Regions from separate parts of the Homo sapiens genome. Here region 2 is linked to region 1. Evidence: chromatin loops called from intact Hi-C (ENCODE). Cell type or tissue: CD4-positive, alpha-beta T cell. All regions are shown on one strand. Each heading gives the region's core, and the rest is flanking DNA. Links, peaks and the distances in the headings are about the cores only.

Region 1 (11,592 bases), core at 2,247-10,246:
GCTTTGCTGAGAATTATCTGTCAGGGGCAACCCACACACAATCTATAATAAAGAGGATAGATTTAGGGACCGAGTTCCTCAGCGTACTTTGGAGTCCCTGCTCACAGTATGAGCCTGTGAATGCAGAAACAGAATAGACTTGTGCAGCGGCGTTGACTCTGGGTTGCATAACATGAGGGAGATTGGGCTGATCAAGCGCGCATAACTGATCCTGCAGGGAGATGCTGCTTGGTGATTGTTGTGGCGGAGAAAGAATTTTATCCTGAGATGAATGGTGCTTCCCTATTCAGGGACTGTTCCACCTGGGGGTGGGGGCATTTGGAAATAGGGGTGCATTTTTGGCTGTCACAATGACTAGAGGGTGCTACTGGAGTTTAGCAGGCAGGGGGCCAAGGACAATTAACATCCAACAATGGGGGAGGGACTGTCCCACACAATGGGGATTTGTCCAGGCCCAAATATGAATAGTGCTCCCATTGACAAACATGGCTCATCGCTGCAAAGAAAGTTCCAGGTGTCTTTTCTAAAGAACCAATTGGTTCATTAGAGACTAAGAATGGTTTTTCAAGGTGACCCAAGGGATTGGGGCAGGGATTACTTAGCGTAAGAGAGCTGGAGAACTTATCGAAATCCTGTGCATCCTGCAGCCCAACAAGGCTGGAGAGGAGATGCCCGGGCACCTGCTTTAGGTCTGGCAGAGGCCACCTGGAGGGAGATGTGAGGGTCAAAGGGGAGGGGAGGGTTGTGTTGCTGGGTAAGGCAGCCAGTTACCACAAATGGAGAGTGAGAAACAGGGCCCACGGGTGGCAATAGCCCCCCCAAAAGTGACACAGCTGGAAAGTCAGAGGAGCGTGAATGCCCATGACAGGGGATTTAGTATGGGGCACAATCAAGGGGTTGCCCCAGAGGAAAAGGCAGAGGAGACCTTTCTGGAGGCCAGGCGGGCCTTGACTAGACAGAAAAGGGGTCTTCTGCTGACTTTATTCTCTTCCACCCCCTGCTTCCTCATGGGAAGAACCTGGCCTCTGGCTCCGCTGGTACCCTGGGGGAGCCCAGGGCAGTGAGGAGGACTTGGCAAAGCCGCAAGCACCTTGTCATGATCCTGTCCCCTCCTGGCTGTGGGAGTTGCCTCTGGAAAGTGGGTCCTCCATGCGTAGGAGGCACCAGGGCATCCCAAAAGCTGCACCATTTAGCCATCCCACAAAAGGAGAGGCAAGAGGATGTTGCAAGCCCAGCCAACTGTTATTGTCTGCTTCCTGCTCATCCTGTGTCCCACAGCTCTGTGGCTGGGCCAGGCCAAGGGACTTTAAAAGCAGGTATTGAGGTCAGCCCTTAGCCAGCGTTTTGTCTTCTGCTAATCTGTGGTTTGCAAGGCAAAGGCGGGAGATGACAGTGGCAGGGACAGATCTGAAGCGCCTGCAGAGGGAGAGGGAGCTGACTTTCCACAGGGGCTGGGGGAGGGGACCTGGCCCAGCTGCTGACATTTTTACAAAACAAATAAGTGTGAGGCTGTGCTGGTGACCTCAGTGTGATGGAAAAAGATGGTCAGCGGCGTGTCTGCCGGAAATGGCGTGTTTCTCAGCCCACCTGTTAGGAAGCAGAAAGGCAGATGTTGAGTCATATCATTCCAGCAAACAGTTATCAAGTGCCGACTGCATGCCTGGCATGGCCCCATGCATTTGATGTGGGTTAGCATATTTAATCCTCCCAGCCATCCCAGATGGAGGGCTCCAGTATGGTTTCCAGTTCAGAGATGAGGAAACTGAGGCAGAGGTGTTGGTTTCCCCATCCAAGGCTGGACAGCTAAGAAGTGGTGGGAAAGGGGTGTGAATCCTGGCAGGCTGGCCCCAGAGTCTGTGGCGTGAGCACCAGCACCTAGGCTGGCTGCCAGGAGCCTCAAAACAGGTCCTGTGAAGGAGGATTTTTGTGTACCTTGTGTGTGTGCGTGTGCCCACGCAATTGTGTTTTGGCCTGTGTTCCAGTTATCTATTGCTGCATAATGAATCACTCCAAAACGTAGTGACAAAAAACACGACTACCATGTTATTATTATCTCTCACTCTTCTGGGGGTTGACTGCTCTTAGCTAGTTTTTTTTTCTCTCTGTCTCTGTTTTTGTCTGTCTGTATCTTTGTCTCTCTCTCTCTCTCTCTTTCTCTGTCTCATGCAGTTGCCTCCAGACTATACCTGGGGCTGAAGTCATATATTTTTTAAACTTTTATTTTTATTTTTTAATTTTTTTTTGAGAAAGAGTCTCGCTCTGTCACCCAGGTTGGAGTGCAATGGTGTGATCCCGGCTCACTGCAACCTCCACCTCCTGGGTTCAAGCGATTCACCTGCCTCAGCCTCTCTAGTAGCTGGGATTACAGGCACCCACCACCACACCCAGCCAATTTTTGTATTTTTAGTAGAGATGGAGTTTCGCCGTGCTGGCCAGGCTGGTCTTGAACTCCTGGCCTCAAGTGATCCACCTGCCTTGGCCTCCTTAAGTGCTGGGATTACAGGTGTAAGCAACTGCACCTGGCTTCTTTCTTTCTTTCTTTCTTTCTTTCTTTCTTTCTTTCTTTCTTTCTTTCTTTCTTTCTTTCTTTCTTTTTCTCTCTCTCTCTTTCCTTCCTTCCTTCCTTCTTTTTTATTTTATTTTCTTTTTTTTTTTTTGAGACAGAGTCTCCCTCTGTCGCCCAGGCTAGAGTGCAGTGGCGTGATCTTGGCTCATTGCAGCTCCCACCTCCTGGGTTCAAGCGATTCTCCTGCCTCAGCCTCTCGAGTAGCTGGGACTACAGGCACCTGCCACCATGCCCAGCTAATTTTTGTATTTTTAGTAGAGACGGGGTTTCACCATGTTGGCCAGGCTGGTCGTCTCAAACTCCTGACCTCAAGTGATCCGCCCGCCTCTGCCTCCCAAAGTGCTAGAATTACAGGCATGAACCACTGCACCCGGCCTTTTTCTTTTATTATTTTTAAATCTGCGAGGGCCTCAACTCTCTGTGAATGAAGTCCAAATTTATTCTGGAGTCACTTCCATTGACAATAAGACTCTAAATGAGTAAGGACACAGAGCCTTGCCTAATGGCCTCTGTTCTGCCCCCATCAGAGTTTCCCTGCTGGGCCAGGCATTGAACTGGGACTTGGGGCTACACAACTCCTGCTCCTGGGCAAGACAGCAACTACCAGCCATGGGAACAACATTCTCCCAAACCCCTGTCCTGCAGAAATGTTGCCTCTGGTTTCTATAAGCTTTACTGGGAGGAGGCCCTAAGCACAGGCAGGGAGACAGTGGGATTATCAGACGTTGAGAGGGTCATGGCCCTGAACTGTTCTCCCCATCCTGGTGTGAACCTGGCCTTGTCTTTCTTGGTACTTCATTGCTATGGGTTGAACTGTGCCCCACACCCCATTCATCTATGGAAGCCCTAACTCCCAGGACCTCAGAATGTGGCTATATTTAGAGTTAGGGCCTTTAAAGAGGTGATTAAGTTAAAATGAGGCCATTAGGGTGGGCTTAATCCAATACAACTGGTGTCCCTAGAAGAAAATGTGGACCCACGAGAGACACTGGCAGGGTATACGCATAGAGGAAAGACCGTGTGAAGACACAGCAATAAGGTGGCCGTGTGCAAGCCAAGGAGAGAGGCCTCAGGGGAAACCAAACCTTGATCTTGGACTTCCAGCCATCAGAACTGTGAGAACATAAATATCCGTTGTTTAAGCCACTCAGCTTGTGGTCTTCTGTTGCAGCAGCCTGAGGAGACTGATACATTCGTCCTGCATCCCTGTGACAGAATCTTCCTTTAGGTGAGGTGACCAAGGTGGGCCCAGGCCTCCAGAAGTCACTTCCTAATTACCTAGGAAGGGGAGGGAGAACCTCTCCCCATCCTGTCCTGGCAGCACAGAAGGCTGCTTTGATTTGATTAACTGATGGTCACCCACGGGACCCTGGACTTGCCAGTGAAGGGTCAGCTCAGGATAGGCAGGAGGCTGGCACAAAGTGTCAGCCTCTCTGGGAGCAGGCGAACACCAGGCAGCCCTCAGCCTGGCCCCAGAGGGGTTGTGGTCTGTGGGTGTCCCCAGGCCTTGTCTGACTCACACAGCTCCCTAAATGTCCCAGGTCTGCCCCTGGGGGTGTGCAGTTTGGCTCCAGCTCTGTCAACACTCTGGACTTGATGTAGGTACTGAGTGACTGGAAAAGCAGCCCTGACTGCAGCCACCCAAAGCCCAGCCCACTCCTGGGTGCAGGGCGGGCAGCCCTTCCTCCTCCCTGGACTCTGTTTCCACCACACATGAATCCTGGGCCTGCCTGGCCCCGACGCATTTTTTATTTTGCTATCTATATTCTTTCCATTGTCCTGATGTAAATAATTTAAACTGACATAGAAAGAAAGGGCAGGCCTTGCTACAAAATGGAGGCTGTCAACTCCCCGAACCTCCATTTCTTTTCGCCTCCTGTGCTCATCTCTTCCCTGTTCTGTTCGATTTGCCTCGTTCTAGAACCTTTCTCTAGTGCTCTCTTGTTTTTTTGTTTTTTTTTTTTTTTTTTTTGAGAAAGAGTCTCACTGTGTCGCCCAGGCTGGAGTGCAGTGGCGTGACCTCGGTTCACCGCAACCTCTGCCTCACGGGTTCAAGCGATTCTCCTGCCTTAGCCTCCCGAGTAGCTGGGATTACAGGCACACGCCACTATACCTGGCTAATTTTCATATTTTTAGTAGAGACAGGGTTTCACCATGCTGGGCAGGCTGGTCTCAAACTCCTGACCTCAGGTGATCCGCCCACCTCGGCCTCCCAAAGTGCTGGGATTACAGGCATGAGCCACCGTGCCCGGCCTCTAGTGCTCTCTAGCTCCACACACATGCATGCATGCACATGAACACGCCACACACGTGCACACACACACCCTTCTCCCCCTCCCCCCAGGTGTCAGTGAGCAGAGTGTGTGTGACATTGTGTGTCTGTCTCTGGGATACAGTTTCTCTCTCTTGGTGTGAATTGCCTGTCTCGTCTGCATTTCTCATTCTGTTTCTCATCTCCCTACTTTCCTTTGCCTCTCTCTGCTGTTTGCATATGTGAGGGAAAGAGCTGCTTCATTTGTGAAGTGGCCTTATTCCATGGCCTCATTATGCAATCACACAGCATGGAGCTCTCTTGGGGGTTAAGTGGGGAAGGCAGAAGACAGGGCCAGGGAGAATTCATCATCTTTCCCCCGGAAAGCTGTGCATTTTCAGAAGATATAAGGGACAAGTTTGGGGTTCACAGACCCTCAGGGGCTTTTGTGCGTCACCTGGACCTTCTGTGATCGGTACATGGAGCTGCAGCTGGCCACTGGCATTGTCTGGAGAGCAGCCCTGGCCTCTCTCAGCCTTGAACCAGGAAGCAGGCTTTATTTGTCAGGAGAGGGCATAGCCAGGATTTCCTGAAGGTTCTGGCCTCCAGCCTGCAACCCGGCACTGTCCAATAGAAATATAATGCAAGCCACAAATGTGAGCCACATATGTATTAATAATTTTAATGTTCGAGAAGCCACATTAAAAAGGTAAAAAGGAACAGGTGAAATTGACTTAATCATATATTTTGATCAACCCGATGTATCTAAAATATTATCATTTCAATATGAAACCAGGAAAAAATTATTGACAAGGTATTTGACATTCTTTTCTTGAAACTAAATCTTCAAAGTCTGGTGTGCATTCTATGCTGACAGAGGATCTCAATTTGGCCGGGCCACATTTCAAGTGTTCAGTAGAAACATGTGGCTAGTGGCCCCTGTCCTGGACAGCACAGGCCCAGCCTACCAAGCCTGAGGTCTGGAAGTTCTGTTTCGGCTGTCTAAATGGCAGCAATACAAGCGCGTCCTCAGTGTGTATGTCTGATGGGAAGACGACGAGGTGATGTGCGGGAAGTTCACTGAGCCATTATTCTCCCATTACCATCATTAGCAGTAATCATCATGAATGCACTGGCATGGCCCACGTCCGGCCCTGTTGCTGCTTGCTTCCAGTTCACGCGGCATTCTGTGCCGGGGAATTGCTGACCCAGATTCTGTTTTGCTGGGGGGGCAGAGGGAGCTGAGGGTGCAGTTTCCAGGTGCTCTAGGCCTGCCTCCCAGCTGAGACCCCACCTACTAGGTGTGTGCTCCTCCCCTTTCTTTAGGTACCAGGCACCCCTCCAGCTTCTATATATAGCACTCTGTGGCGACAGCTGGCTATCTGATGACTCATCAGTCACCGTGGGCGTCTCCGGATGGAACCCTGAACATTTATTCAGAGGGTGCTTTTGCCAGTTTCTGAACGACTCCTAGTAAGTCCTGCCTTTTGGGGATTGTTTTAACCCCATGGAGATTGGGGGTTTGAAGACTCAGTGGGTTCCTGTCTGAAGGCCTCTGGGGGCTTAAAAAGTCCAGTGGGGCTTTGGGGAACTGGCTCCAGGTAAGCCTGTGAACGCAGAGGAATGCATTCTCAAACTGAGGGCTTGAGTGGTCTCTCCTTGGTCATCTGTCCATCTAAGTACCTGGCTGGCCCCAGATTGCCCCTGGAAGTGGGGCTTGGGAGATGTTAGCTCCTTTCAGGAGCTGCAGGGCTCCTCCCATGTATTTTCTGTGGGGCATCAAAGACCCAGGGCTGGCTTTGGAGCTGGGTTTAATGTAGGCTGCTCTGCTCACCAACTCCACCATCCTGGGCAAGTCCCTTCTGCTCTCTGGGTTTCCGTTTCCTCCTCTGTGCAATGCAGTCAATACCATTGTGGCCGTCTGGTTCTGAGGGTTGGAGGAGGTGCCGTCTGTAACAACTGTTATTACTGTGCAGCCCAGGGGCCCCATCACTTCGGTTTTCTCAGAAGCAGCTTCTGAGACGCGGATTCGTGTGGAAGCAATTTATTAAGGAAGTGCTCCCAAGAAACACGGAAGGGTATGGAAGGGCAGGACCAAGAAGGGGAGGAAGCCAGTTTCAGACAAAGTCCCTCTGCAGAAGGGTCTTAGTCCATCCAGGCTGCTGTAACACGGTACCACACGCGGGGGGGCTGATAAACCACAGACACGTACTTCTCATGGTTCTGGAGGCTGAGAGGCCGAGATCAGGGTACCAGCACGGTCGGGTTTGGGGGAGGGCCCTCTTCTGGGCTGTAGATTGCCAACTTTTCCTTGTGCCCTCACATGGCAGAGACAGGGAGAGAGAGCTCTCTGGGGTCGCTTTTTATAAGGGCACTGACCCCCTTCATGAGGGCTCCATCCTCATGACCTCATGACCTCCCAAAGGAGGAGCTCTGGAGGGCAAGTGTCAACTCAGAGCCTGTCCTGACTCCAGGCAAGAGCACTGTACCTGCATGCTCCCTTGCACCAGCTAGGAGCTACCGTGAGTGTGGGGATTGAAACTCCTGGGTACTTCTGGCTCTGAGGGGGATGTGCCCCGGGCGGGCCTGCAAAGAGTCCCAGGCACAGGCTGTGGGAATTAGGAGAGGGGAAGCTATATGGGGTGGGGGAAGGAGCCCGAGGGGATGTGGGTGAAGCATCTAGAGTGTCCCCACCACCCCTTTGCTTATCTGTCCTCCCACCAGAGGGGGCCAGGCCAGCACCCCTGTATGGATGGGACTGGGGCCGGGGAAGGAGGCTGGAGTCAGGAGGAGAGGCACCACCCAGGCCTTACTCTTCATATGGGTGGAACCATCCCATGAACAAGTGGGATGAGGAAGCCTGAGGAGCTTTTGGCCAAGCTTAGCCTCTGGGGGTGCCCAACACTGGGCACGGATAGGGCTGGGGCACAGACCCAATATTCCAGTACCTCCAAGTCTTTTGTCCGGCACCCAGGCTAGGGGCCCTGAAGATGCTTCACTGTCCAGCGGGATGGGGTTGGGGAAATATTTTTGTTCTCTTCAGCTCAGTAGCCTTCTTCCTTCCTTTCATCACCTTGTCTAAGACTGGCCGGGTCTTTTCTCAAGGTCACCCCAGGAACCAGGGTTCCTTGGGTTCTGTCGCCAGCTCTGGGCACCTCTCCACCATGGGCCACCTGGCTCTTTCATTTTCTTACTTCCAACTTCCACCTTCTCTTCTGCAGCATTGAGCTGCTTTTCTCAGCCTCTCTGGACTTAAAGCAACTTGGCCCAAAGGCTGCCAGTTGCCCTTTCTCAACCCTCCAATGCTTCTGTGCCCTCTACCAGGGATGGGGCTGTGGAATCCAGAGCACACCCGGTTGCCTTCCCTAAATTTCCATTCACCAGCAAAGATGAGTTTATTTTCCACTGTCAGGAATTCAGAGTTTGAATGATTTTACCACTGCTCTGTTCTTGGTGCAGCTGGGATTCTATTTATCACTGGGTTAGGAATTTCACTTCCTGCCTTTTCCATCCCAGAAGAATTCTCTCCCCTCCCCTCCCTTCCTCTTCTCTCTTTCCCCCTTCTCTCCTTTCCTCTTTTCCCTTCTCCTCTGCCTGCTTTTCCATCCCTCTCCCCTTCTCCTCTCCTTCCCCACCCTCCTCTTCCCCCCTTTCCATTTTGTTCCCCTTCTCCATTCTCTCCCTTTTTTCTTCCCCCCTCTCCCCTGCCCTTTTCTGTCTCCTCTCCTTTCTCCCCTTCCCTTTTTCTCTCTTCCCCCTCCTCTCCCTCTCCCGCCCCTCCCCCACATACTGTTTTGCTGTCCTCAGGGTGACGGTGACTTAGGCCAGCCCTGGGGATGGGTGGGAGAGCAGCTGAGAATCCAAAGGCAGGAGAGTGCACAAAAAAGAGATATGTCGACAAGTGGCTAGGGACCATGTTCCTGCTTTAGCTACGCACTGTGTCAAGCGCTGAAAGTCACTACACAGGCAGTCATTATTATGATTTTTACCTTACAAAAAATGCTTCACCCAGGGCATGGCATCTACTTGGTATTCAGTAGCAGTCAAATTGGAAAAAGGAGGCTTTCAAAGAGTCATTAAGACAAACACTGTTTGAAAATTATACAGAAATTCTATTTAGCTATTTGAAAATGAAAGAGTATTATACTGTCTTTGTAAAAATGCTTTTTTTCCAGTTGCTCACTGATTTTTTTCCCCCCAGTTGCGGTGGCTGATTAGTGTTTTCGTAGCGTCTCTTCCAGTTCACCGCAGACCTGCTGTTCCGTGGAGTCTGGTGTTGCAAAGCTTGTTGCAAAGCTTGTGCTGAGGAACTGCGAGGGGTCTCTGGGAATCTCTCTCAGGTTGCCGGGACCAGAGAGCCATGTGTCTGGCTAATGTGACCATCCCTCAACAAGGGTACTGCTCACTGGATTTCTCTACACAGACTCCCCTCCTGAGGAACTGACTAGGCATGAAAGATCTCCCCCAAGAATTGTTTAGTGACAGCTTAAGCTAGGCTAGCCTCTCTGCCTCACTAAGCTCAGCTGAGGTCAGAGTGGTGGGGTGTGACGCCCGCAACTCCGGGCAGTTAACTCACACAAAGGGAAAACTCTCTCCCCACCTTGCCTACCTGCCTCCCTGCCTGTGGGCAATTTTGCCAATGTTTTCCATTAGTCACAAAGGAGAGGGGCAGGTGGGGGCAGGGTGGTCAGTGGGGACAATCATTACACAGGAAGAAAACCAAAACCATATTACTATCTAAGGCACTGTGCTAAGTGCTGGCATTAGGGTTGCATTTGGTGAAAATCCACATATAACACAGAAAAATCTATGAACCATCTAGAAATCCTAACTTCTTGACCCTTGAACTCCTTCTTTAAGAAGATCACTTGTTCATGGAGGGCTTCCCTGACCCCTGGGCAGGCTCCTTCCCCATTCTCTTGGCTGCTTCTGCCAGCACTTGGTGTCCTTTGCCTGAGGCTCTCTTTGGCTGCGTGAGTGGGCAGCCCTCCCTAACACCCTCAACTCTGACTGTTAGGATTCCGTAAGTAAATGCTCCAGCCTCCTCATCCTTCAGGAGGGATGATCTGAGGTGTGTTCCACACTGTCAACCAGGGGTATCCTGCAGGACCCAGCCCCATTTGCCCCAACAAATGCGGACAAATGGGTGGGAGCCTACTTATCAATACGGCCTCTGACTGCCCCCCTGGCTCTCTCTCCATGTCCTCATTGCCCTACTGATGCTTCCTGGAATCACCTCCCAAAGAAACTGCTTGCACACAAAACCTTGTATGCAAGACATTTGCAATCTAAATTAAGTCTCCCTGTTCTTTCTCAGGGCACTCCCCACCCCCAGCTTAATAGCACTCATCATGATATGTAATTATGCATTTGTTTGTGTATCTATTTGTTTAATGAGGGCAGAGACAATGTCTATTTTGTTCACCACTAAATCCCTGCACATCACTCAACCCAGAGCTTAACATGTGGTAGATGCTCAACGTAAATTCTGTTGAAGGAATGAATGTAACATCATTAGAGCTTTCTAATCTTTCACCCTTTGGGGTGGTTCAAAAACATGACCCCAAAGTTTCCTGACACTCCTTCCAATGAGAAGCGGGGTCCTTCTCTCCTTGAATCTGGATACGCTGGTGACAGCTTCAACTAAGAGAATGAAAGGGCTAGGTCATAAAAGGCCACACAGCTTCTGCCCTGAAGCCCTGAATAGCTGTCATGTAAGAACTCTGACTACCCTCAGCCGGCCATGCTGAGAGGAGGCCCAATTAATATGAAGGGACAACACATAGGTGCAGAGATCCATAGTCCCAACTGAGCCCAGTCTCCAAGTCATTTCAGCCTAAGTACCAGATGTGTGAATGAAGAAGCTTCTGGATGATTCCAGCCCCCAGCTCTTTTCAAGTCTTCTCAACTGAGACCCCAGACATTGTGGAGCAGAGAGATCCACAATGCTTTGGCCCGTCCAAATTCCTGACTTATGGAAACTTCGAGCATAATAAAACCGTTGTTAAGCTGCTAAATTTTGGAGTAATTTGTTATGCAGAAATAATTGGAAGACCTTGATTGTGAGTTTATTAATTCTGCATTTATTTGAAAGTCATTTATCAAGTTCCTACTATGTGCCAGGTGATGGTTACACAGTAGCAAACAAGGGAAAGATCCCTACCTTCCGGGAACTTACAATCTAGGGGCTGCTGTTGTAACTGTATCTTGCAAAAGCCTACATGTTGCTTTTTAACAATAATGAGTAGGTTTTTCTGAAACCACTTCCAGATGGTGTGGGGGGAGGGGTGCTTCCGGAGTGAGTTGCTAAGGGAAGCTCCAGGGGTAGGTGGATTAGATAACACAGACCCAGGGAGCTCTATTATTTGCTGGCTGTCAACCACCACTGTCCTGCAAATCATCCACAGACTAGCTGCACCCCCACACTAAGGGGGAGAGATTAGGGAAGCTGGGAGGTGCCATCCTTGAGGCAGAAGGAGAGGGGAACTGCTCCCCGCAGGCCCTGGAAAAGAGATGGTGCCTGCCTCTTGGAGGAAGATGGCATTGGCTTGTCCAAAGCTGGAGTAGGAGGACTTAAGAAAGCTGAGGCCACTGGCTGGCACTTCAGCTCCCTTATCTGACTCCGGGAGGCAGGTCTGGAATCAAAGTTGCCCCTGTGTGTCCAGACGTGCCTCACTCATGAACATGATTTTATGCCCCTTATGTTTCTGCTCCTCCTTCATTCTTTAACAAAGCAAGACATTTTTATCTGCCTGTCTCGACTCTGCTAAGGTGA
Region 2 (11,592 bases), core at 1,343-9,342, 83 kb after region 1:
TGTATTTCTACCATCTCCTCCTTTTGTCCTTCTAGCTTGAAATGTGGTTGCGTGGTTGGGCTTGCCCTTTTGCACTTCTGTCATTGCCAGGAGAAGCATTTCCCTCTGAAGAACTGAAACCCAGTGACATTTTGGGGCCACCCATGTCTCTTTTGGCAATGATGACAGAAAGGAAGAGACTGGTGCAGGCGGAAAACTGGTAGTCTCTCTCTCAACTCCCATGTATGCTTCTATGAGTAGTACACTTACTCTGACCGAATAAGTTTCTGTTCAACATGTAAGAACAGTAGTCTGTCTTTTGCTTTCTCTGTTGTTTTTCAAATGTCTGATGAGGAAAGTTCTGTGATGGGCAGGCCATCTTTATTTCAGTTAACCCACCCAGGCCATCATCAAATACTAAAATTCGATGTGGGGCAGCTATAGGAATCTTCTGACACTGAAAACAATATCCCATTGCCACCATGGACTGGTACTCCCTGAAACAGTGTTCTGAAAACTATGGTTCACCAAAGGCCTGCCTTAGGATCATGTGGGGGCTTGTAAACATACAGATTCCTTGGCCATAACCCCAGATTTACTGACTCTGAATCTGGGGGTCTGAAGTCAGAGGAGGTGCACTTTTTTTTTTTTTTGAGACGGGGTCTCTCTCTGTCATCCAGGCTGGAGTGCTGTGGTGTGATCTCGGCTCACTGCAACCTCCGCCTCCTGGGTTCAAGCAATTCTCTTGCCTCAGCCTCCTGAGTAGCTGGGACTACAGGTGCCCACCACCAAGCCCGGCTAATTTTTGTATTATGAGTAGAGATGGGGTTTCACCATGTTGGCCAGGCTGGTCTTGAACTCCTAACCTCAAATGATCTGCCCGCCTAGGCCTCCCAAAATGCTGGGATTATAGGCATGAACCACTTAGCCCGGCTGGAGCTGCACTTTTAATGCATCCCCCCATCCCCCCGCCCCAGCCCAATAAATCTCAGGCACACAACACTTTGAGATCTACTCTTACTACGTCATAGTATTTGCTACTTAGCATTATGATTTCCTGGAAGAAATAAATCTAGAATTTTCTTTTTGAAATCTAAAAACACAGGTTATAAAAGGGGAGGGACACTGTTCTACTTATCTCTTACTACGTCATAGTATTTGCTACTTAGCATTATGATTTCCTGGAAGAAATAAATCTAGAATTTTCTTTTTGAAATCTAAAAACACAGGTTATAAAAGGGGAGGGACACTGTTCTAGTTATCTCTTACTACGTCATAGTATTTGCTACTTAGCATTATGATTTCCTGGAAGAAATAAATCTAGAATTTTCTTTTTGAAATCTAAAAACACAGGTTATAAAAGGGGAGGGACACTGTTCTAGTTATCTCTTACTGCTGAACAAGTCATCTTGAAGCTTAGTGGCATTACATAATTGTTATTTCTTATTATCTCTCATGATTCTGTTGGTCAACAGAGCTTGGCTGGGTGGTTTTTGCCTGGGGTCTCTCAGGTGGTTGCAGTTAGAAGGCAGCTAGGGCTGAGGTGTGTGAGGTGGCTTCTTCCCTTACACGTCTGACACCCTTATGTCCCTCTCTCCAGCAGAGTAGCCTAGACTTTATTCATGCTGGCTCAGGGCTCCAAGAGGCAGGAAGTGAAAACCTCCAGTCCTCTTCAAGGTGAAGTGTGCAACTGACATAGTCCTTTTCTATGGAATTCTACTGGTTAAAGTAGTCATAGGCCAGACTAGATTCAAGAGGCAGAGGAATAGACTCCATCCCTCAGTGGGGGAAGTGGCATGGTCACAGCTGGCTTCACAACTTGAGAGGCCCACTGCAAAATAAAAATGAAGGGTCCCATGATAAAAACAAAACCAAAACTAAACAAGAATAAATGCCATTCAAGTTTCCATCTTTGTTTTTGCTGCTGTAACAAAATATCTGAGATTGGGTCATTTTTAAAGAACAGAAATTTGGCCAGGCGCGGTGGCTTATGCCTGTAATCCCAGCACTTTGGGAGGCTGAGGTTGGTGGATCACCTTAAGTCTGGAGTTCGAGACCGGCCTGGCCAACAACTCTATTAAAAATACAAAAATTAGCCAGATGTGGTGGTGTACGCCTGTAGTCCCAGCTACTAGGGAGGCTGAGGCATGAGGGTCACTTGAACCCGGGAGACGGAGGTTGCAGTGAGCTGAGATCCGAGATCATGCCACTGCACTCCAGCCTGGGTGACAGAGCAAGACTCCGCCTCAGAAAAAAAAAAAAAAAAAAAAAAAGAACAGAAATTTATTTCTCACAATTCTGGAGGCTGAGAAGTTAAAGATCAAGGTGCTGGCAAGTTTGATGTTTGGTGACAGCCCTGTCTCTTCTTCCAAAATGATGCCTTATTGCTGCATCCTCACGCTGTGTCCTCACATGGTAGAAGGGACAGAAGGGGTGAAAAGGGACAAACTCCCTCCATCAAGGCCCACCCCCAACCCCCCTGGCTTTTTTTTGAGATGGAGTCTTGCTCTGTCACCCAGGCTGGAGTGCAATGGCGGGATCTCCGCTCACTGCAACCCCCGCCTCCTGGGTACAGGGGATTCTCATGCCTCAGCCTCCCGAGTAGCTGGGATTACAGGCACACACCCGGCTATTTTTTGTATTTTTAGTAGAAACAGGATTTCACCAGGTTGGCCAGGCTGGTCTCAAACTCCTGGCCTCATGTGATCCGCAAGCCCTTTTATAAGGGCACTTGATCCCATTCATGAGGGCAGAGCCCTCATGACTCAATCACCTCCCAAAGGCCCCACCCCCCAATACTGTTGCATTGGGGGTTAAGTTTCAACATGAATTTTGGAGGAGACAAAAACATTTGAACCACAGCAGGCACTGGAATATAAAGCTTTTTTCTTTCTCCCATGTGCTCTCTCTTGACTTATGGTGTTTATTTACTATTTAATGTGCTTCTAAGTAAAGAAAAATTAAAATTGTAAATTATTAACATGAATGTACCATTTATCTATATATTGTGCAATGTCAGTTTTAAATGCAAATATAAGAGCATTTAACTAGTATGCAGAATCACTGAAATTACACAATTTGTGTTTCGGAGCTCATACATGCATATGTATTTTGTTCTTACCCGAACAGTGGAAACTGTTTTATTTGACTTCTTGCTATGCTTGCATTCTACCAAGACTGTGCCTTCAGCTTACCGATGAGTCAGAAAGGACTGGAAGGAAAAGAGATTATGGGCTGCTTTATCTTTCCCTTTCCTTCCATGTCACTCTTTTTAGTGTAAGTGGTTGGCTAAGACATGGAAGTAACACAAGAAAAAATATGAGAGGGTGCCTTGGTCATTTGTGTTTTTTTCAAATGCCATCATCGCCTTCTGTTTTTTTTGCGTCTCAATCAAGTACTGTTTCAAATGGAAAGTGTGGCCTCTCAGGGCTGTCAGCTCCCCACTTCCTCCATAGATATAAAATGCTTACCTTGTACTGGCATTGAATCTCGCTGAACTCCCATGCATTGTGGGCTCACCAGAATTCTGTGCTCAGGGGGCATCATCAACACCATATGCTAATGGAGCCACAAAAAACTCAGACACACGTATCGTCTGTATCTCCTCTACTCACGCGCATGCTCCGTTGTTCCATCAGACTTCACTTACAAAGCACGGGCTCAAACATTAAATTATTAAGAATTTTAAGATGAAGACAGCAGAGTATTAAACCCAAGTGAGGCCATTCTGATCACAGGGTCCTGTGTGACTGCTCGGGTCGTGTGCCCACGAAGGTGGCCTTGGGCATCTAACGACAAAGCAGTATGCTGGTAAATGTTTAACAACCGCATGACTTGGAAAAAAAACGAAGCAAAAACAAAACCCTGATTGGTAGCATTTTCTAGCATGGCTGATCTCAAGCTATCAACAGGATGTCACCAAATGCAGAGTCGGAAAGAATGCATACAGTTGGCTCTGGAGGGCAGACCTGATGCTGCTCCAGAACGCGGTGGGTGGGAAGGCCTCCAGTACAAGGGGGGAAGGAATTGATGGCGGCCACTTTGGGTGACAACCTGGCACATACAACGACACTAAAAAAGAGAGAGAGCTGTCCATGTAAGTGTGTATATGTATAGAATGAAAAAAGACTGAAATGATATATACTAAAATGTTAACAGTGATTTTCTTGGTCATAGGATTAAAGGTGACAATAATAAAATAATTATTTTTGCTCATCTGTAGTATCCACATTTTCTAAAATAGATACGCATTACTTCCATAATAAAAAATAATAAAAAGCATTTACAGAATGCCTTGAAAAAGTTAGTACAATCTTTAAAGCATAGGTTTTGGTAGTGCAAGTCTGTAATAGTTGCTACATGCCATGAATAATTTACAAATTAAATTGATTTTAAAGCACAGCTAAAATAAATTTGATAAGATGGGGCACAGTTATGTTCTTTCTTATCATTCACATTTGTACATTTTATAGTCAATGATGAGTGACAGCCACTATTTAGAATTACAACAAAGAGCAACCATAACTATTTGTCACCTGCTCCACATCTAAACAATGGCCTGATTGTTCACCTGCCTGGCCTCGGCAGGAGCGAGGGGAACCAGAATCCACACTAAATAACCGAGTTTATGACCACCAAGGCAGAGAGGAGGAAAAGATGGTCTCTTCAGAGAACTGATGAGAACAGTAGGAGGGAGTTGAAATATGTCAGTGAGACATAAGGGGAGGGGAGAATGAAGAGGGAGGGGGTGTCAGCATGTATCAAAATCTCAGCATCAGGGCCATGAAATGGAGTTTCAAAAAGATGAGGAGATGGGAAACATTTCAGACAGAAAAGGAGAAACAAAGCAATGAGGGTGGGAGGGAAGAACCCAAAGGACAATTCCAAGAGAGACCCCTTGGAGTAACGAGTCCTTTAATGAGTTTGCACCCTGCATCCGTGTGAATGTTGGATGATCATAAAATGGGTCAGAAATTCCTAATGATCCTGGGGGTGGGTGGGGAATGCAATATTCTCACAAAATGAACTGCGCTCCACAAGAGACCTAACTGATGCCTCTATCTTCCTCTATCCAAAGTTCTCGAAGTAAGGCCCTCAGTGGGGGAGGAGCTCACCTCTTGTTTGCAGAGAGAAGTATTAAGAGGCTGTTTGACTCATCTATGCTGCATTCGGTGAAACACCAGGGACCCGGCCCCGGCTTCTCGAACTAATGCGCATATGAATCACCCAGGGATTTTGTTAAGATGCAGATTCGGGTTCCGCAGGTCGAGGGTGGGGCTGGAGAATTTGCATTTCTAACAAGCCCCCAGGTGACACTGAGGCAGCTGATCAGCCCAGTCTGTAGACCACAGTTAGTAGCAGGGTCACAGAGGGCAAAATGGCTAGATAGGCCTGCAGTCCTCCTGCAGGGTTGGGTTCTAATAAACCCCAGGCCCTGGTGGCTGCATCCTCCCGGTGCTGCTGGCTTTTGCAACGGGGCCGGCTGTTGGTTGGGAGGAAGCAGCCAGGGCCATTTCCCTATGTCCCTTCTTCCTGTTTGGGTATTCGGTTTCTCTCCCGCCTGCTCTCAGCTTTGCCTCCCTCCGTCTTCCCTTCTCTGCATGCCTTCCTCTTTGCAACAGCCTCGTCATTATAGCAGGAGATTTATTTTTAGAGTCAAGGCCACAGAGTTGCAGATTCTGCAAGGCCTAAAACAAATCGACAAACGGAAAGTGTTTGTCTTTGAAGCGGTGTGAATGAAGGGCCTGCTAGCCCAGCCTGTCAATAAGCTCTTATCTCGGCTTGTTTTCTGAGTCGCCCACGTGGGCTGGTTTTTTCTCCCCCTCCCAGATCAGAAAGGAGGTTGAAACACAAGAAGCAACTGAAATCTCATAATCTTTCCCCTGTGAGATCTTGCCAAATCCCACTTTTAGCTGACCACCACGACAAAGTGGCAGGTCCCAGAAAAGGGGCAAATAAAAGACAAAGTTGGGCCATGTCTTGGCCCCAAATTTCCTGTTGAGGGGTCTGGATCAAAGAGCAATGTTCATAAAAATGAGTGAGTATGAAGTTCTAAGGTTGCAGATGGAAATGATGGAGGTTGTGAGAATTGTCTTCCTTTTCCATAGAGTTTCTAAGTGGGGACTTGGTGAAGTACATATAAGAAATCGCCCTGCTGGGTGATGGCAATTGTGTAAGAGCCTTTCCAAGCCTTCTCCTTGGGAACTGCAGTGCGAGCATACCAGAATAGTGGCTCGGCCAACTTGCATTCATCCTCCCAAAGGCCCGAGCAGTAAAGTTAGCACCGATTCTTTCCTTGGGGTTCTGGGGCAGGGTCTCCCCACCCCTCTCGCTGTGCTCATCTTAGGTGGTAACTACCACTTCACTGTTGGGTTCTTCCAAACCTGAGAGACCCCAGGGACCAGGTCAAAACCACCTTTCCTTTTCCGGGGCTTCCTCTGTGCCAGGCCCTGTGCCATGTGCACTATAGTAAGAGGAAAAAGAATCCTAAGATATCCTAAGATAGCATTTATTGAGCACTTACCATGCACCAAGTACTATGCTAAGTATTTCCATGTGAATTTAATGAACTCCCTTACTTCTTGCAACAATGTTCACAGGTAAGTACTGTACCCATTTTACAGATGAGGAAACAGAGGCTGAGCTGGGCTTAGAATGGGTTCATTCTAATTTATGGACTCCTGATTGCGGGTGCTTTGGACTGGGGATACAGAGTTAAATCAGTGTGCTTCTTCCACCCCTTCTCCCCCGCCACGCCCAATTTCCCAGCTCAAGATCCTAGGTTCCTGGTTTTCACGTTGTCTCTCTTCGTAGGCCTGACCTGAGAGTCCCAGAGGTCAGTGGATAGTTAGGTGTGGGTTCTTGGGGGGCTGATGGGGTGTGTGAGGTGAGGTTGGAAGTAGTTTTAAAGGCTTTCTTTTTTAGAGTCTGAGGCTGCTGCCTTGGAAAAACCACCCTTGCCCCTTGTGTCCAATTTCCTCCTCATGTATGAGGAGGTGACTACTCCTAAAGTTAAATCGTGAAGCTGGTGGAGGTACTCAGATATTCCACCCACATAGAATTAATAGAAATCTGTTTGTTCCCCCGATATTTCCTGGGCATCTTACAATGTACCAAGCTCAGTTCTGGGCAAGATGATTGAGTGGTGAGCAAAGCAGCAAAGGTCCCTGTCCTCAGGATGCTTCCACTCTAGTGGGGAAGCCAGGCAACAAACAAATAAGTGAATGAATGTCTCCTATAGCTTGCATAGAGAGATGTCAAATTGAACAAGGAGAGTGTGTGGGAGGCCATTTAAGACAAGGTAGTCAGGGAAGGGCTTTTGAGTAGAGAACCAGACAAGGTGAGGCAGATGGGGAAGAGAGAGGCGCATAGGATGGTGGGAAAAGCCAATGCCAGGGCCTTGAGGCTGGACCATGCTTGGAGGGCTCAGCAAAAAGGCCAATGTGGCTGGATCAGAGGGTGCCAAATATGGAGAGAGGAAGAGGTGGATACAGGGTCTAATTGATAGGCAGGGCCAGGTCAGGAAGGTCTTGTGGGCCATGGTGGGGAATTTGGATGTTTTTGTTTTTGTTTTTGTTTGAAACAGGGTTTCACTCCTGTCCCCCTGACTGGAGCTCAATGGCGTGATCTCGGCTCACTGCAACCTCCGCTTCCCGGGCTCACGTGATTCTCTTGCCTCTGACTCCCAAGTAGCTGGGACTACAGGCACACACCACCATGCCCAGAGAATTTTTGTATTTTTTGTAGAGGTCGGGTTTCACCATGTTGCCCAGGTTGGTCTCGAACTCCTAGGCTCAAGCAATCCACTTGCTTCGGCTTCCTAAAGTGCTGTGATTACAGGCATGAGACACCGCGCCCAGCCTGGATGTTTTTCTTGAGTCACAATCTTTGATGGGCATCACTCACGTAGAGAGTGTGTAATAAGTGTCTGCTACAGTCCCTCCTCAGATACTCTGAACCCGAAGGTCTGTGGAGCTGGGGAAGTACATAATGAGTTGCATTATGCACTTTATGCATGCATTATGCACTAGTGATTTCTGAGTGGAGGGTCCTGGACCACACTTGGAGGAACTGAGCTTTGGTCTCTGGGTATCGGTAACTGTTAGTTGCCCCACTCTTAGCTTCCTAAGTCTTTCTGCTTGAGGGCATTCTGTGATTGGCTGCCTGTGGGGCAGGCCTGGAGCTGTAGGGGAGTTAACCTCCCTCAAGCAATGACCATCAAAGAGTTGATGGAGAAATAGTGAGCTTCTTTGCCCTTGGTGGGTCAATTCAGAAATATGTTCCATGCTGTCTCTCAGAAGTGTGCGGTAGCATTGTGCTCCAGTTGCCCACAGTAGTAACCAGCTCAAACACTCACCCTTTATTGGCCTTTCTCCTCTCCCCATCTCACTTTCTCATTTCCTTACTGGTGCTTCCTGGGCTCACTTCCAAATAAACCACTGACACCCAAATCCTGTCTCTGGGTCTGCTTTTAGGGGAACCCAAAGTAAGGCACTTGGTCTGAATGATGGACAGGAATCCCCTCTCTCACAAGTGACTGCATAAACCAGTTGTCCAGGCATCCTGTAGGTAGAAGATGGGGTCACCAGCTGGGGAGAGGGGCAGAAATAGCAATTGGAGAAGCCACAGGACAACATGGCCCCTCCACAGCCCTGCAAGAGGAGGACTGGAAGTGCCAGCACCATTATATCCAGCACAATGACAAAGCGATCCTCAGGACCATGGGCACAAAGAAGAAATAAAACAGTTTGCAGGGAGAGAATTGAGCGTAATGTCAGCTCCAGGAGCACTGGGAGTTGGTCTGTTTGGTTCACTGCTGTGAAGCCAGGCCTAGCATATGGTAGGTGCTCAATAATATTTGTTGAATGAATGAAGAAGGCAAAGGAAAACAGTCAAAAACCATGGGGTCCTATAGAATGAGAAGTGATTGATGGTCTCCACTCCCTCATGTGGCCCTCCTGAATCTGCTTGGTCAGCTTTCCTTTGGATTCTGTGAGGTATCCAGCATCTTTTTGGTCATCTCCATCCAATATTTTCCTGCCCCACATAAGCTAGTTTGTCTCATGCAACCAAAAGAACTTATTTTTATTTATTTATTTATTTACTTTTTTTGAGACAGAGTCTTGCTCTGTCGCCCAGGCTGGAGTGCAGTGGCGTGATCTTGGCTCACTGTAACCTCTGCCTCCCGGGTTCAAGCAATTCTCCTGCCTCAGCCTCCCGAGTAGCTGGGATTACAGGCATCCACCATTATGCCTGGCTAATTTTTTTTTCTTTGTATTTTTAGCAGAGATGGGGTTTCACCATGTTGGCCAGGCTGGTCTCGAACTACTGACCTTGTGATCCACCTGCCTCGGCCTCCCAAAGTGCTGGGATTACAGGTGTGAGCCACCGTGCCCGGCCCAAAAGAACTTTTAATAAGACAATAGTAAGACACTGAAGACTGGTAGGGTTACTCTGTTCCTGCCACACCCATTTTTCCAGCTTCCTAGGTTCCCTGCTAGACTGCATTTCCCAACCTTCCTTGAAGTTAGGTGAGGGCCATGTGACTGAGTTCTAGCTTATGGAAAGTAGGTAGAAGTGATGTGCCTGAACCAAAAATCTTCCACTCAGGATCCTCCATTTTCTGTTTCTGTTCTACTTTGACTTTGGAAGACACATATTGAAGTTGGTAGTGCTCTTTGCCACGGGATGGAAGAAGCCTGAAGCCTGGGTCCCTGAATCACCCCATGGAAGGTTGTTGCTGGAATGCCTGGTTGGGATGTGAAGTGGGCAAGAAATAAGCCTTTTGCACATTCCATTAAGCCATGGAGATGTAGGGGATGTTTGTTCCAGCTCCTTGTCTGTCCCAAGTAACTGAAGGACCTTGTATCCCAAGCAGTTTGTTGTCGTGAAAAGCAGCGGGAGAGATTCCTTGGGCAAAGGAGCAGCCTCAATCCAGGGAGCATCTTTGAGGAATTGTCTGTGATGCTGATGGAAAATGGGAGGCTTCCACTCTTTACCCCACACTACTTCTAGGATTTCTCAAGGAGTCTTTGAAAACAAAAACAAACAAGAATTCTGCCACAGATCGTCGGGTTGTGCCAGTTCCAGGGAAACCAGTGTGAACCAAGCCCCCTGGAAGTGGGCAGCTGCGGTGGCCTCAATCCCCTCACTTAATCAAGTGATGGTTTGGAATAGAAAAGAATTTGCAATTTTATTTTTCACCGGTCCTTACCCTGAGACAGATGGTTACGATGCCAAAATCTTACGTCATTTATGAGGCTGTGCAATGTCGGAGAAAGGACTGGCCTCGTGGTTTGGAGCCGTGAATTCTAGTTCCAGGTCTGTGCCACACGGGCAGGTCCTGTTCTCTCTCTCAGCCTGTTCCTTGGTTTATAAAGTGAACAGCGTGGTGTGGTGGGTGTGTGTGTGTGTGCAGGGGGCAAGGGGAAATGTGTGGAACAGATAATTTTTAAGGTGCCTTCCAGGGCTAATAGCCTATAATTCAGTATCTGCATGCCTGAAAGAAGGAGGGTAGATGCATTTTTAAAATGAAGTGGAAACGGAGCTCATGTGGCCTGTGCTCCGGGACTGAAATCTCTGGGTTGTCTCTCTTCTCCTCCCCATCCCGCCCCCACCCCCACCCCAGAGCTGAAAGCAGCCACCCAGACACAGCAGTAAGTATCCGTCAAGTCTGTCTTGCAGGTTCCTGGGGGACGCCCAGCACACTGGAAGGGAAGGGTTGCCATAAGAGAGGGAAGAAGGCGAGAGCCAAGCATGGAGCTGCTGTGTCTGTGACCTGGACTGACCATCGCTGTGGAAGGCCAAACCGGGGAGGCCTGGTGCAGGGCCAGAGCTGTCACCGTCTGGGCATCTGAGCCCAGGGAGCCCCCGAGGTCAGCTGTCTCCCCAGAGTGGAGAGCAGCCAATTCTTACTGCCTCAGCTGCCAGCTGCTGCCAAATCACAGCAAAGAATACAAGGTACCAAAGACCGCCCATATTGCCCACTGCCGCTTCTCTGACTGAAGCCAAGGCCAGGAGGGGCCCTGGCACACTGCACTGCTATCAGCAAACCTTGGCAGGGGTTTTTAACCATTTCTGGGCTGTGCACCCCTCTGGCATCTGGTGAAGCCTATGGACCCCTTCTCAGGATGATGAATTTAATTGCATAAAATAGTATGACAGAGGAAACCAATTCTCTATTGAAATGCAGTTATGCAAATATTAAGAAGCAACTTCGGGATCAGTAATATGTGTGTTTCTTTATTAATGCATTAAGTAACAAGATTTAGTGTTGGGTCTAATAACTACGATCCTTTCATACAAAGACCACAGTGACTAGCGAGGGGTGTAAGTGATCTTTAGAGACAGCAGCAGCAGCTCTGATGTGCTAGGAAGATAGCTGTGGTTTCTATTGGTGACAGTCACAGGTGCTGCTGTTGCTACCACAGTTTGTTGCCTACATTCATCATGGAAGGAAGTGCTTGATCTCAGAGTTTAGTGAAACAAAGATGTAAATGTCTCTCCCACTCAAGTTCATAGACCCTTGAATACTATGCACAGACCCCTGGAAGTGGATGGCTGCTAGGGGACAAGAATGTGCTGGGGTGTGGGTGGGGACACAGAGCTGCTTAG

The links. Peaks named below come from ENCODE experiments on the same cell type or tissue, not always from the same donor. Only the 100,000 strongest peaks of a DNase experiment are listed, where the experiment ranks them.
Region 2: it touches region 1 in a loop (5-fold over the local background); 6 of 110 quality-filtered maps call a loop at or near these places.

Annotation. Positions count from the first base shown.
Region 1 is chrX:39,850,462-39,862,053 of GRCh38, reverse strand. No RefSeq gene overlaps it. Among named protein-coding and RNA genes, the nearest start is that of MIR1587, 19 kb to the right of the region's middle. RefSeq lists enhancers at 3,625-4,125, 6,227-6,306, 6,577-6,696, 8,445-8,739. In CD4-positive, alpha-beta T cell, for the core only: no CTCF peak of the experiment used is centred there; DNase peaks (open chromatin) are centred at 6,153, 6,703 and 7,043; H3K4me3 peaks cover 2,109 bases; H3K27ac peaks cover 2,030 bases.
Region 2 is chrX:39,766,311-39,777,902 of GRCh38, reverse strand. It overlaps LOC105373177 (a long non-coding RNA gene), which reads right to left and starts at 3,772. Exons shown (of 2, transcript XR_949024.3): 1 at 3,450-3,772. RefSeq lists an enhancer at 4,904-5,536. In CD4-positive, alpha-beta T cell, for the core only: no CTCF peak of the experiment used is centred there; DNase peaks (open chromatin) are centred at 3,562, 5,172 and 5,712; H3K4me3 peaks cover 1,609 bases; H3K27ac peaks cover 3,659 bases.